Regions from separate parts of the Homo sapiens genome. Here region 2 is linked to region 1. The links are chromatin contacts, found by Hi-C or POLR2A ChIA-PET in ENCODE. All regions are on one chromosome and are shown on one strand. The core of a region is the stretch at or near the end of the contact, and the rest is flanking DNA. Distances in the headings are between cores, read along the strand shown. Region 1 overlaps ABR (ABR activator of RhoGEF and GTPase). Region 2 holds the start of MYO1C (myosin IC).

The links. Hi-C counts contacts between places; a loop is a spot of excess contacts on that map. ChIA-PET counts read pairs that join two places held with the same protein, here RNA polymerase II (POLR2A). Pooled maps may share reads with other maps.
Region 2: a pooled map shows a loop between it and region 1 (2.5-fold over the local background). The contact joins the promoter of MYO1C here to the enhancer-like site in region 1. A Hi-C loop is called at or near these places in 7 of 50 pooled maps. POLR2A ChIA-PET finds 5 or more read pairs at or near these places in 2 of 52 experiments (HEK293 and WTC11).

The regions. Positions count from the first base shown.
Region 1 is chr17:1,119,339-1,126,556 of GRCh38, forward strand. ABR (ABR activator of RhoGEF and GTPase) reads right to left here. Exons shown (of 23, transcript NM_021962.5): 2 at 5,845-6,029. Among named protein-coding and RNA genes, the nearest start is that of ABR, 57 kb to the right of the region's middle. RefSeq lists enhancers at 3,619-4,161, 4,162-4,703. Within about 2 kb of position 3,838, at least 25 of the 41 ENCODE cell types and tissues checked have a DNase peak (open chromatin) inside an H3K27ac peak, as active enhancers do.
Region 2 is chr17:1,489,671-1,496,888 of GRCh38, forward strand. MYO1C (myosin IC) reads right to left here and starts at 3,016. Exons shown (of 32, transcript NM_001080779.2): 1 at 2,743-3,016. The coding sequence starts at 2,817. LOC105371483 (a long non-coding RNA gene) reads left to right here and starts at 3,117. Exons shown (of 2, transcript XR_934145.4): 1 at 3,117-3,955; 2 at 4,280-5,024. INPP5K (inositol polyphosphate-5-phosphatase K) reads right to left here. Exons shown (of 12, transcript NM_016532.4): 9 at 6,996-7,133; 10 at 6,649-6,732; 11 at 6,390-6,494; 12 at 4,907-6,209. The coding sequence ends at 6,153. RefSeq lists an enhancer at 1,348-2,067 and silencers at 1,352-1,791, 1,872-2,271.

The DNA of each region.
Region 1 (7,218 bases), core at 2,588-5,087:
CTGAGTTCCTCCCAGCGTTATCCCTGAGCCTGAGTTCCTCCCAGCGTTATCCCTGAGCCTGAGTTCCTCCCAGCGTTATCCCTGAGCCTGAGTTCCTCCCAGCGTTATCCCTGAGCCTGAGTTCTTCCCAGCGTTATCCCTGAGCCTGAGTTCCTCCCAGCGTTATCCCTGAGCCTGAGTTCTTCCCAGCGTTATTGCCTGAGCCTTCCTTGCTCCTCCCTTCCTCCTGACTGAACATCCCAGAACTACTTGGTTCCATTCCACAAATACCAGTTGAGAACCCCTAGGTGCCAAGAAGCTTCCACTGGGGTCCACAGAGATGATCAGGGATTAAGGTCCTGATCTCACAGGGCGGATGCACCCCACAAGTGACCGTGCACACCTCCCAAACTGCAGTAGGATCAGCGGCGGGGTGGGTGTGAAAGCTTCACAAGGGAGGGCGTGTGAGCGGGACCTGACAGCGCTGTGCAGGCTCTGGCATCATAGAAACCCAAGTTTCAATAACACGCTGCCCCACTGGCTGCATGGTCTTGGACAAACAATAATATTAATAGCTATTATTAAGAGATGGAGTCTTGCTCTGTCACCCAGGCGGGGTACAATGCCTATTCGCAGGCGTGATCCTAGCACCTCTCAGCCTCCAACTCCTGGGCTCAAGCGATCCTCCTGCCTCAGTTCCCCTTGTAGATGGGATTATGGGAGTGAACTACCATGCCCAGCTAATCTTAGGCAAATTACGTCACCTCTCCGAGCCCCAGTTTTCGCACCTGTAATGTGGAGATGGTTATAGCACCTACCTCATAGAGTTGTTGGGGCTCTTAAATGAAACCAACACGTGAAAGGTTCAGCACAAGCCTCTCTAAGCAGCTGTGATGAGGGGGAGGAGGAGGAAGAGGATGATAGGGACAATGATGATGATTTTTTTTTTCCTTTTTTTCTTTTTCTTTTGAGATGGCATCTCACTCTGTCCCCCTGGCTGCTGGAGTGCAATGGCGTGATCTCAGCTCACTGCAACCTCTGCCCCCACTGGGTTCTAGCAATTCTCCTGCCTCAGTCTCCCAAGTAGCTGGGATTATAGGCACCTGCCACCACACCCAGCTAATTTTTTGTGTATGTTTTTAGTAGAGACGGGGTTTCACCATGCTGGCCAGGATGGTCTTGAACTACTGATCTCAGGTGATCCACCCACCTCGGCCTCCCAAAGTGCTGGGATGACAGGCGTGAGCCACCGCACCCGGCCAATGGTGAGGATTTCAATTCGCCTCCACCCTTATCTTTGGGTTCTCCTGCAGGCTGGAGTCTAATCCCCTGTTTCGATTTTACATTGACAAAGCATTCTGCCAAACACCATCTCACAGAAACCTCACAACAGCTGTGAGGTTTGAGCCCTGTGAGGTCAGGAGGGAGGAAATTCTCAGTGTCTTCACACTACAGATGAGCAAACTGCAGCTCTGGTGGGGAGTCATGAGTGACACCCCTCAGGCCACACAGTGAGACAGTGGTAGAGTGGGGACAAAACCCAGTTCTTCTCTCTGCCTTGTAGCCCCTTTTTACTAAGCTTCCCAAGAGGCAAGCAGACAGAGGAGTCTGTGGCCTGTGGGGAGGCGGGTTTTCTGTAAGACCATGGTCCTGCCTTAGGAACCTACACCCCCACTTGTCAGCTGAGATGAGTCCTGGCCCTTTCTTCTCAGAGTGAAACTGGGCAGTCTCCGCTGAATGGAGCCACCCGTGGTCTGTGGGCCTGGCCCTGCCGTGCTGCCCTGCTCAGCCTGGACTTGGGCAGGGTTTATGGGGCAGGGCTTCAGGTTTCACCCTAATACCTCTGTGGGATCCATGTCTTGGGGACACAAAAGAAGACAAAGGCAGAGTGCAAGGCTGTGGAAGGGCGTGCTGGGGAGAGAGGAGCATGTCCTGCCAACACCGCAGAGACCCGGCTTCACCCGGGGCCACCCCATGTGGCAGAAAGGAGGTTGATTGCAAAAGCAGGTTCGGTCATGGTGCAGCAGATATTGATCAGACTTGGTCTTTGCAGTGGTAATGCTGTTGGCTCCCCAGCCCTCTAAACCTGGCGAGAAAAGTCTTGTGGGCCCTGGTGGCCAAGGGCTGTGCACTTTGGTGAGCCAGGCCTAATGCTGCAGGCCTCCCCTCATGCTGAAATTCCGCAGCATCTTCCTGCAGCTGCTCACAGTGGGATGGGAGCTGAGTCCCCCCAGGCAGGGCTCTGAGCCCTGCTGTGGTCTGAGAGCTGCTCACAGTGGGATGGGAGCTGAGTCCCCAAGGCAGGGCTCTGAGCCCTGCTGTGGTCTGAGAGCTGCTCACAGTGGGATGGGAGCTGAGTCCCCCAGGCAGGGCTCTGAGCCTTGCTGTGGTCTGAGAGCTGCTCACAGTGGGATGGGAGCTGAGTCCCCAAGGCAGGGCTCTGAGCCCTGCTGTGGTCTGAGAGCTGCTCACAGTGGGGCCTCCTCCCCACTACCTTTCAGGGGAGTTAGAGCTATCTAGAGACAAGGAGACTGAGGCTCAGCGGTATGAGGACACTTGCCCAATGTCTCACAGCTAAAGAGTAGATTTTCTTTTATTTTCTTGAGATGGAGTCTCGCTTTGTCACCCAGGCTGGAGCGCAGTGGCAAGATCTCGGCTCGCTGCAACTTCCACCTCCCAGGTTCAAGTGATTCTCCCGCCTCAGCCTCCTGAGTAGCTGGGATTACAGGCATGTGCCACCACGCCCGGCTAATTTTTGTATTTTTAGTAGAGACAGGGTTTCACCATGTTGGCCAGGCTAGTCTCAAACTCCTGACCTCAGGTAATCTGGCTGCCTCAGTCTCCCAGAGTGCTGGGATTCCAGGCGTGAGCCACCGCGCCCAGCCTGAGAGTAATAGATTTTCATCTGCGCAAAGCTTATCTGCTTTCCATCCTGGGTGGCTGAAGGAATAATAGTATGACACTTCATTTTCTAGGCCAACCTGACTAGGCCACAAGGTGTCCAGATACTTGTCCAAACATTAATCCGGACATATTTGTGAGGCATTTGGGATGAGGTTGATATGTGTATTGGTGGACTGAGTAAAAAGACTCCTCCCCAGTGTAGGTGGGCCTCATCCAATCCACTGAACACCTGAATTAACAAAAAGGCAGAATAAGAGGAAGCTCCTCTCGCCTGACTACCTGAGCGTGAGCTGGGATGTTGGCCTCCTCCAGCCTCCAGACTCGGACTGAAACACTGGCTCTTCCTGAGCCTCGAGTCCACTGGCTTATGAGCTGGAATTTACATCCCTGGCTCTCCTAGCTCTCAGGCCTTTGGACTTGGACTGGAACCAATATTGGCTGTCCTGGGTCTCCAGCTATTGACTGCAGAGATTAGGACCTCTAAGCCTCCATAATCACCTGAATCAATTCCTTCTAATACTTTTCTTCGTATGTAGATATAGATACAGATAACGCACACACCCTGTTGGTTTTGTTTCTCTAGAGAACACTGACTAACACAAAGACTCAACCTTGGGCTTCCCGTTGGCTGCATATTTGGGCGTGGAAGGCCCAGCGATAAGGCGGTGCCAGAAGCCAGATATCTGAATATCTACAACAATTGTCTGATTTGGTCCAGAAGTCCCCCCTGTTCCCAAGGCCCCAGCAGGAAGCCTGGTAGGGGAGGGGACCTGTTTGGCCAAATAAGCACAGCCAAGCCGCAGAAACCTCGGTCTTTTATTAATAGTGTTTTTAACCAAAACATCCCCAAGTACTCAGGAAGAGGCGTCAGCTCCCTCCAGGCACCCCGTGTAAACAGCAATCCCTGCAGAGTCCACTAGGTGGGGCCGGTGACCCAGCAGAAAGGGCAGAAACGCTCCCTGAGGAGGGAAGGCAGGTGCCGCGGATGGGACCTTTGCCCGGACGATCCCCAGGCTGGACAAGTGCTCCCTACTCCTGCCTTGCGTGGCTTCTAGTCGATGGTGTAAACATCAACCCTGGGGGCCACAAGCACTTTAGGGGGCAGTCACTCTAGCATCTCTGGATTTCAAGGTCCTCAAGCCAAGTGAGTCCCTCGTGAGCCACCAAGCAAGACGCACAGCCACCAAGTCAAGTTCTGCCCCGAAGCCCCGGAGCGCCAGGCGGGGGCATCTGTGCGTGACGCCCGTGATCTGTCTCCCGAGAGAAGGCACCTGCCAGCACCAAAGGAATCGGAAAATCGACGGACACGGAAACCAGTCATGGTGGTCACGCGACAAGGACAGGGCACAGGGACAGGGAGCAAAGAGGGAGGTGGCGCGGGGACAGGCAGCGGCAAAGACCCTGGCCCCACACCGGGATTCCGCAGCATCTTCCTGCAGCTGCTCACAGTGGGGTGAGAGCTGAGTCCCCCCGGGCGGGGCTCTGAGCCCTGCTGTGGTTTGAGAGCTGAAGGCAGAGATGGGAGCGAGAGTCTTCTCCTCCTTGCTCTCCCCTGGTTGGCCCCCGTTCAGGTCCCTGAACACCTGCTCTGCCTCCTTGGGTTACTATTTGTACCCTGAGCCCAATGCCTCCAGGAGAACCAGGGCAAAAACCCTGCCCCCGCAGGTCCGAGACGCTTGTCTCTAACCCGCCTCCCGTCTTAGGGCAGGTCAACAACACACTGACCAACCCCCTCGCCGGCCCCCTTGCCTCCCACCTGCCCCCCGCCAGCCCTTCCCACAGGTGCACGCCTGGACTGCCGCTAAACTCGGCCTCGGCCTCTGTTGCCATGGCAGCAATGTGGCTTCCCCCAAGTGGGAAGCCCGTTGCCAAGGCCCTTGTTGCCAAAGGCTATAACAGCCACCCCGGTGTGTGAAGAGGGGTGAGAGCTCTGTGGGGGGTGGAGGGTGGCCGGGGGGGCTGGAAGGAGCAGGGGGTTCTCAAGAATGGGAGGGTTCAGGCGGCCTCAGCTGGGGTGGGGGGGCACTAGCCCCTGGAGGAAGAAGAGGCAGCCCGTGGCATCTCAGCGACTGCTCCTCTGGGGACGTCAGAAGGCAGGACGGAGACCCCCTACAAAACACACCCGGACGAGCAGGACCAAGCAAGGATGGGGCACTCCCACCGCCTCCTGCAACACACACCCCCCACAGAGGACCGGCTTGGATTCTTCTCCCCCACCAGCTCCAGGCAAACAACCCCCAGAACCTCTGTTTTGCTCGTTCATGTGTCTCCGACAGGCACACACGAGCTGCGCTCAGACAGCGTCAGTCCCTGTCGCCAGGAACACGTTAATGACAAGGACCGCAAACCCTCCACAGTTTCTATCCCTGGCCTGTCTCAGAGCACATACTTAATATTCCTTCTACAATGCTTCTCTCTGGAGCAGAACTCTTGTCTCTGTCAACAAGGAGAGGTGGATGCCATCAGAGTTTGTTCCCTTCCAGAGTGAACAGAGGAGGGCTGGAGCGGGCAGCTCATTGCACCCACAGGGAGCACCAGGCCCAGGCTGGCTTTGCGGGAGCAGCATCTGAACACCTGGAGCCCACGGGCCACGCATGCAGCCACTGCCTGGCCTGGGTGCAGAGGGGAGGAGAGCCTGGTCCTCTCCTGGGTCCTCTGGAGGAGACAGGCTAACAGGGGAAAGCTGAAAGAGGCACGGAGGGGTCTGGGAGGCCTGGGGAGCAGACGGCTAGTAGACGGGGAGAGACAGGGGCGGCAGCGTTGGCAAAGCAGGTGGGGAGGGAAGCCCGAGCCTGAGAGGGGTCCAGGGCCAGGACGAGATGACGAGGCACCAAGAACGGCCAGGTCCAAACGTCTCCAGTCCCAATCTCTCGAGACCAACCCAAGCAGGGCCTGGCCCACGATGCCCAGGCCTTCCCGTCACCCCTCCCCAAACCCAGAAAGAAAAGCCGGTGTACCTACCCCAGGAGCCAGTCCCTCAGGTGGAGTCGGGGAGACGCCATCCCCCCCGCCCTGGCTGCGGGCGCTGAGCTGCGGGGACATGGTGGGCGACTCATCGATGTACGGCATGGTCTCTGAGCCCTCCGGGGGCCCCTTCTGCTCCTCATTCCCCTCTCCGTCGTACTCGTCCGTCCCGTAGCTGAAGTCTGAGACAAGGAACAAGAAAGGCCACTGAGAATCCTCCACCAGAGCTGCCAGGGACTGGTAGCGTAGTGGGCGCCGGCGGCGGCCCCCGGCAGCCATGGCCCCGGCCGCACCATCCACGCCTGGCCCGGGCGGGGGCTGTGCGGGGGCCTGGGCCTGGTGAGGGGCGGGGGAGAGCCAGCAGGCACCGGGCCCTGCCCGCTCCGGGGCTGCTGGGAGGCGGGGAGGAGCGGCTCTGCTGTTGCTACCCGATGAAGAGCATGTCAGCCGCGTATTTCAAGCTGCTGTTTTCTTTGCCTTCTGCCTAATTCCAAGTGTAAAAATTAACAGTGGGAGCAAGAGGCAGGACGCTTCCAACTCTCCTCTCTGAGTCACCATTTTGCTTTTTATAGGGAATAAGGAGGTGGGGGGGGCCGGTCGATGTCACTTCCTGTGGCCCTCCTCCTTGGGTACCATTTGTACTGAGCCCACTCCCTCCAGGGGTCCAGGGCAGGTTCTGGAGTGTGGGAGGGGAGCCCTCAGCCCTCAGAACAAGGCCCCGCACGGAGGACGGAGCCCAAGGCAGCAGGGCGTGGGCGAGGAGGCTGTGCCCAGGCCTGGCAGGGACAGGGGCTCACAGCAGACTCCTCGGAGCCGGTGCTTATTTCTATCACCCCAGTGTGGGCTTCCTTCAAAGGAGGAGGGAAGGAAAGGCGACCGGGAAGTTGAGCCGCATTAACCCCCCAGGGCTGCCAGCACCACTTGGGCTCCAGAGCCCAGGCACGGAGCCCACCCACCTTGGGAGGGGAGGCTGAGCCAGTGCAGCGAGCGGGGTGTGCAGGTCAGCAGCTCAGGGCTTCACATTTTCCAAAAGGGTTACGAGGGCGGCCTCGGAAAGGCCCCTGCGTCCAGCCCCACCAGCATGGCTATAGGAGGGACCCTCCCACAAACCGGCCCCTGCCCCTTGGCCTGTTTGCTCCCCAGCTCTGACCCACCACGACTGGCAACGGAGAACGTGGCAGTGTTGCTCCCGAGGGCTGTGGTGGACCTCCTTGGGCTGGGGCCGCCAGCGGGGGGTGGACACCCCTCTCACACTCATCGCAGAGCAGGGGTAAGCTTCAGCACTCGTGCGGGCCAGCGGGAGCTGGCACCGCAGGGCGTCCTGGAGACACGAAGATCACCGTGCCGGCAGCCTTGGGGCCAGCAGGAGCC
Region 2 (7,218 bases), core at 1,766-4,265, 370 kb after region 1:
CCAGTGTCAAACAAACAAAGAAACAAAGCAATAAACCCATAACATGTTAACATAAATTTGTATGGGGGAAAAAAAAAAGTAAACGGCCCAGGAGCGGTGGCTCATGCCTGTAATCCCAGCACTTTGGGAGGCCAAGGCAGGCAAGATCACTTGAGGTCAGGAGTTCCAGACCAGCCTGGCCCACATGGTGAAACCCTGTTTCAACTAAAAATACAAAAAATTAGCAGGGTGTGGTGGCACACGCTTGTAATCCCAGCTACTTGGGAGGCTGAGACAGGAGAACTGCTTGAATCCTGGAGGAAGAGGTTGCAGAGAGCTGAGATCATGCCACTGCACTCCAGACTGAGTGACAGAGACACTGTCTCAAAAAAAAAAAAAAAAAAAGAGGGCCTTTGACCCCTAACCTGTACTCCCTGTTTAATGTCCTTGTAGAGAGAAGGGTGGCACTGTTTGAGCTGGTCATCACAGCCTGGCATTAACAGGCCTGCTCTCCTGCCTCCACTCCTCACACCAAGTAGTCACGACCTGCTAAAACCTCACCTCCAGGCCGGGCGCGGTGGCTCAGGCCTGTAATCCCAGCACTTTGGTAGGCCTAGGCAGGTGGATCACAAGGTCAGGAGATTGAGACCATCCTGGCTAACACGGTGAAACCCCGTCTCTACTAAAAAAAAAAAAAAATTAGCTGGGCGCGGTGGCACACACCTGTAATCCCAGCTACTCAGGAGGCTGAGGCAGGAGAATAGCTTGAACCCGGCAGGTGGAGGTTGCAGTGAGCAGAGGTCGCACCACTGCATTCCATCCTGGGCAACAGAGCGAGACTCCATCTCAAAACAAAACAAAACAACAACAAAAACAAACAAAAACCTCACCTCCATCACTGCTCCTTACCTGGGCCAAGACAGCAGCCTAACTGGCCTCCTTGCCTTCCTCCTACCAATCCATTTCCTCTGGGGCAACACAAATCAAATCAACACCTCATGTTCATAGAGTGAAGGTTTAGGACACCCTCCATATGCCAGGCCCATGATTCACACTCACTGCTGCTTACCAGGACCCTGCCTATGAACTCCCGAGACCCCCCTGCTGTCCCCAGTTTACCCCACTGCTCCTGCATTCCGATGTGCCAGATGGCCCGCTCCAGTCCCCTCTCCCCCCACCCCTCCCCCCAGGAGGGGGCCTTCGCACCGTCGCCAGCCAGTCCAAGCTTCAGTGCCTGCACCTGCGGCTTCCCCAGCCCGGGGCACTCTCCCTGCCCACCTCACTGAGACTCGGCTCAGGTGTCACCTCCTCCAGAACCCCTTCCTGATTCTCCCAAACACGCAGCGCCTCCTTATCGCACCCCGCAGGAATCAGCTGTTTCCTTGTCAGTCCCTCCCAGGAGACGGCTCCCACTCCCTACACGCAGCGAGGCACACGGTGGGGCTCAGTCACCCCTTCCCGGACCCCTGGATGAATGAATGAATCTCAGAGCCAGGCGTGTGCGCGGGAGGCCGGAGCGTGAGGACTGAGGGCCGCGTGGCCATCCTCCTTCTCCGGCCACCCCGGAGCCCCCCGCCCGTCACACTCGGGGCGCGCTGGGCCCCAGGGGCGGAGAACGGGAAGGGGCGGGTTTAGGCGGCTTCTCCGGAACCCAGAGGCGGAGCAGGGCTGCGGGCGGGGCCCGAAGGGCGCGCAGGGTCCTGGGTCCTGCAGCCCAGGCCGCTCTTCCCCGCCTCCCGCTCCCCGCAGGTAAATCTAAGTCTCCACCAGGCTGCGCCGGCGCCTCCGGGTCGTGGGACCCCCCCCCCCCGCACGGGTCCACGCGGCCGTTCTTCGGCCCCAGCGATCCCCGGCCGTGACCCCTGCCTCGTGCACGGCGGCTCCCGGCCCGGCCGCCCGCTCCCCACACCCGCCCCCCGCGGCCGCCGTCCCCGCGCCCCGAGTACCCACCGGCGTGGCTCTTCCGGCGCGGGCGGGGCCGGGCTGGGCGGCGTGGCGGGCTTGGGGATCCGCGGCCCGGGCGCACTCTCCCCGCCCAGGGCCCGCCGGGGGCCGGGCCGCAGCCTGTCGTCATCCCGGGCAGGGCCGCGCACCCTCCGGCCCCGCCCCGCCCCGCCTCAGCCCCGGCCGCGTCCGCGAAGCCTCGGTGCGTGCGGCCCCCGCCTCGGCCCGTTCCCGGGGCCACAGCGAACACGCGCGCGCCCCTCCGGCCGAAGACCCGGCTCCCCGCCGCGCTGCTGGGGGCGTGGGGGCGCCCGACTTTCTCCCTCCTCCGGGCCCTTTGCATCTCCAGCCCCTTCCTGCGGGCCGGGCCAGGGCCGCGCTCCCCCGTTTCTACCCACCCGTGACCCTTCACCCACCTCCCACACCGTCCTTCTGTTCTGAGTCTTGGGCGGTCCCAGCCCTGCGGACTGGAGAGGAGCGGGGCGTTGACTGAGCCTGGAGCTTCCATGCCCTGGTCCTTCGACCTCACAGCAGCCGGCACTTGCCTTTTGTGCCCAGTATTCACGGTTCTGCCCACTGAGGTTCGGGAAGCCGGGGAAGAGTCAAGCCCAGACCTCCACTTCCAAAAATCCTGCTGCTAGTGGCCCTTGCATCCTTACTCTTCCACTCACCCCGTCTTGTTCAGTCTGTTCTGGCCCCGCCAAGGATCGGAACCCCTCCCCGCTGCTCAGCTCTTGCCCGAGGGCTCGCCTGAGAGGGGCTGCCCGGCCTTGGGGAGACGCTCCCACCCTCCTCCCAGCCCAGAGCATCCCAGCTTACAAGCTTGCAGGGCCTGTGGGGATGAACCACGCGGATGATCTCCCCGGTGGGTACCAGCTCCACTTGCAGCGCCATTCCGCCCTGCGGAGAGCCAGCGGCCTGGGCACCGCGGCCTGTGAGCAAGAGCTGCCTGCCCACTGGCGGGCTCCGACCACTCCGGGACCAGGAACCTACGGTCTAACGCCGGGATGGCCACTTGGTTCTGCTTCAACTGCAGCCCCAGGGGATGTGGCTGGTCCAGCTCCTCAGGACACGGCTGGAGCCGTCCAGGTCTGACTGGGAGGCCTCTTGGCCCGGATGGTTGGAGCAGGAAGAGGAGGGGCTGGGGATGGAGGAAATGCCTGTTGTCCCAGGTAACCAGAGGAGCCGATGCAGCCACCCATGGGGGACCCTGGGCTCCAGGTCAAAGGCTAGGACGCCTTTCCCCTTCCCCCCATCCCCACGGCAGCTCTATGGCTGGGCCCCTCCTCCTGCCCACTCTCTGGTACCACCTAGAGAGCACGGGGCCCACTCCCCAAACCAGACGGCATGCCCTCCCCTAGGCCAAGAGGACCCGTTAGTAGGCACTGGCTTTCCTGCACATCCCCTCAACGGGGCTGCCCCCCACAGCAGGTGAGCCCCCACCATGAGTTTGAGAGACCAGGGCTGCTGGGGCCTGGTCATGCAGGGCCCGGACAGGGGGCTGTCCCGCTGTGAGGAAGCTCTTGGCTTACCCTCCTCTGAGCCTCAGAGCTTGTGAGGTTAGTTCCTGGGTTCCCTGGGTGTGGGCAACCTCTAGCCCTGTTCATCCCTTGCGTTTCAACAGTACCCCCAGGTGACCCCCACCCCTGATGTTCCTGCTTTTCTATTTTTATTGTTGCTAAATCACAGCTGACACTTTCCTGGCCTGAGACTGAGCCCTCCAGTCTCCAGCCATTCCTTATAGGAAGTAAGAACAGGGAAGTGGATAGGGGAAACAGACCTTTCCAGAGGGAGAGGCTGGCATAGGAAGGGCTGAGTCCCGTGGGTGTGTGCTGGCACCGACAGCCCCATAGGCAGGGGCCTTCCCCCCGGCACCCTTCTCTCTCCCCACAGCTTCCCCCGCCCCGGAAAAGCTAGCAAGCCTTCCTTCCTTCCTCCGGGAAGCACATCTATCCAGAGCAGGCTCATCCCCGGCGGCCACACAATGGCCCTTATCAGCCGTGGAGCCAGGCGTAGACCCAGTGCACACCAGGTCTCACTTATTTCCTGTTTCCACCCAGTGGGTCGGGGTGGACCCAGAACGGCCATATCCTGACTGGGGCCCAGAGGACGGAGAGCACCCCCCATTCCCCTTTCCGCCTCTCAATCACTGCTGGGCTCACCCCTCCCACACAGGAGGCTGGGTGTGTGGCGACCTCAGTTCACCACGGGGGAGGTGAGCATGTGGGGGGACCCCTGGGGTCAAGCCCCGGGGCCGCATTAATCAGAACGGGGAGGCGGGTCTAGTGCGATACACTTTCTGCAATTGTTCTCCCACAGTAATCTTGAGAATAGGGACATCATCTGTATTTTACAGACTACTGAGACCGCTCTGCGGGTGGGTTCAGACCCCATTCCTGTTTCTGGTCCTGTGGGAAACCACAGGTGCCTGGAACTTTGAAGAGACTGTACCACTTCTCTGAGCCTTGGCTTTCCCATCTGCCCAATGAAGGGTGCCATGCAGTAACCCTCGTGATGGCTGTGCATGTGAGAAGGAACAGGTGGGCAAGTGAGGGCTTTGGAGGTCCCTAGGTATATGTGTTGGGGGCAGGGATAGGTTACCATGGGGGAAAACTCAGCAAGAAGGGGCTGAGGAGAAGTGGGGCAGAAAGAGAAGATGGTGGCATTCTGGACTGGTTAACGCAGGCAGAAGGCTCAACACCAGGGTATGCAGAGCAGCGGGTCAGGAGGGATGAACAAGAGCTCATTTGACTTAACAGAGTACATTAAGCGGCCACCGGCATAGATGGCATGCTCCACCTGGTTAGGGCCCCAGAGGCTCACCATTCTAGAACCTCATCCTAGCCCCAGTCCTGGCCACTTCTGCAAATCTCAGACACAGAAGTCTAGTTGGGATCTACAGGGTCCCTGTTCCTGGAATCTACAGCTAGTCCCAGGCCCATCACCGTACCCCCACCCCCCAATCATCAGTCACACGCAAGTGTAAAAGCCACGCTAATAATTACCCCTGCACAATGTAACAGTCACAAAACAGCCAGCCATGGCCTGCTGGAAGCCAGGGGACAATTCTTCATACACAGGCTTGCGGGGGAGAGTATGCAACACAGAGCAACTGGAGTAACCCTCAGTCCCAGGACACAGGATGGCAGGACAAGCACTGAGCAGGCTCCCAGAGGTGTCTTCTCCTGGGAAAAGGGCTGCCGAGTGACCATGGCGGAGGCAAGTGCTGGATGTGGGGACAGGCCATGTCCCCAAAGCCCCTAGAGGGTGTTCTCTGAAGAACCCCAGGGCCAGATCCTCCAAAATGTCTTGAGCTGGTTCTCCCTTCTGCCTGCCCCCACTCTGAGGTCCCGGGGGGTCCAGGGGGGGCCCGTCGTCAATGGCTCCTGACAAGGGTGGCACAGACGCACCTCACCTGCCAAGGACCACCCTGGAAAAGTCTGTGGCCACAGCTCCTTGACCACTTGTCACCCCTTCCTCAGATGGCAGGGTGGAGGCATGGGACTCAAGCTACCAACGGAAGCGAACCTGGATCCTTCCCAGTTCTCTCTGTCAGGATCTGGAACTTCCATGCAGTCAGACTCCATGCCGTGAGTAGGGAGGAAGGTTGTGCTGGCCGAAGGACCCTCATCAACCTGCTCATAACCATGGCGTAAGAGCCTGGCTAGAGGGGCCCCTCCATTCTGCCCACTGAGTCAGACTGCTTTTGCTGAAAGCAGAAATCCCAGACCCTCTGCTCACTCCTCACGGGGACAAGCTATGAGATGCCAAGACTCCTGGAATCCAGCACTGCTTGCACCAGTCTATGTAGCCTGTACAAATGTGAGCATCTCCCCTCCCAGACAGCCTGAGGCCCAGGACGGCACGACAAGAATGCAGGCCTGTGCCAAATGGGGCATGTGCCTGGCAGGACTACTTGGGCAAGACTAGAAGAGGGGGTAGGAATCCAGAAATGAGACGCAGAACTGTCCCCAGGTCTTCACTGTTGACACACTAGCTGGTTTCACTCACATCTCAGCAACAAAAACCTGTATTTAAGCGGCTAATTCCAGAGATGAGTAGTGGAGAGAGCAAATGAGCCTGGTTAGAGCTCACTCTGGGAGGAGTATGTGGACGACACTTGGCTGTCTCTTCAGGGGGCCAGGCTGGGCCCCCAGCACTCCCGGCAGTGGAAAGGCAGAGCTGGCTGCCAGCTCTGGCCTCCGCCTGGGATTCACTCCCATCCTGGCTCAGATCTGTGGCTGTGCTTCACCCAGTGGGTCCTCCCTCAAGGAGCCAGGCGGGATCTGCAGGGATAAAGCAGGTGGTGGAAATGGAGAGCGGGTCTTCCTCCGTGCTTTCCATCACCCCCGTTCCTGCACTGCAGCGGCCCCTCATGTACCGGCTGGCTCCCAGGCCTGGGCCTCAGGGAGCCAGTGATGAGCTCAAGCCCTCACCCTTCCCCTTCCCTCACCAGCACTGCTTACCTGGAAGGGTCTGCTTATCCCCACCACAGAACGCAGACTGTTGCTGTAGTAACAGAGGAGAAACTCATCTTCAGTGGTAGGGATATTGCTGATGTCGATGTAAACCTGGAGGGGGATGGACAGGACTGGGGTCAGCTCCAGGGCTCTGGGCTCCACCCAGCTCTGAGTGACAAGTTATTCAGCACTCTGTTCCTTCCACAAGACAGGAGTGCTGAGGCAGGCCTGCCTGCTGGTGATGTACCTGGTGCTGGTGACGTACCTGGTTCAGGTTGTCGCTGCAGGAGACCTTGCTGTCCCCGACCCAGGCATAGGACACGTAGTCATTAACGTCCCGCAGCCCCACCTGTGAGGGGGAGTCAGGCCATCAGTGGTCAGGGAGGACATGGGACCTAAGGCAAGTCCTAAGGAAGAGATGGTCTCCCTGCTGGGCCTGGCTACCGTACTGTGTGCCTCCCCGCCGCCCTTCACTGCCAGCCTTTAGCTACAGAAGAACCGCTGGGGTGGATGAGGGTGAGTTCGTCAGCATCTGCCCAGCTCCCAGGAGCCCTCGGGAAGGATGAACCAGGGGCTGTCGCTGATGGACTTCCTGCCTTGCCACCACATCACCTTGTACAGTCCAATCCAGTCCCACGGGCTGCTGGGGAAGTCCGAGGTTGAAGAGTAGCTGACCATCATGTCATTTTCCACGGTCCACAGGTCCTCGGGCATCAGGACGATCAGCGGAGCAGACACCAATGGCTTCAGCTAGACACGGGGGTGGGAAGGGGGCTGAATCTCGCAGCATCATTCCCTCCTCTGAGGCCAAGTGTTCCTCACTGTGCCCTTCCAA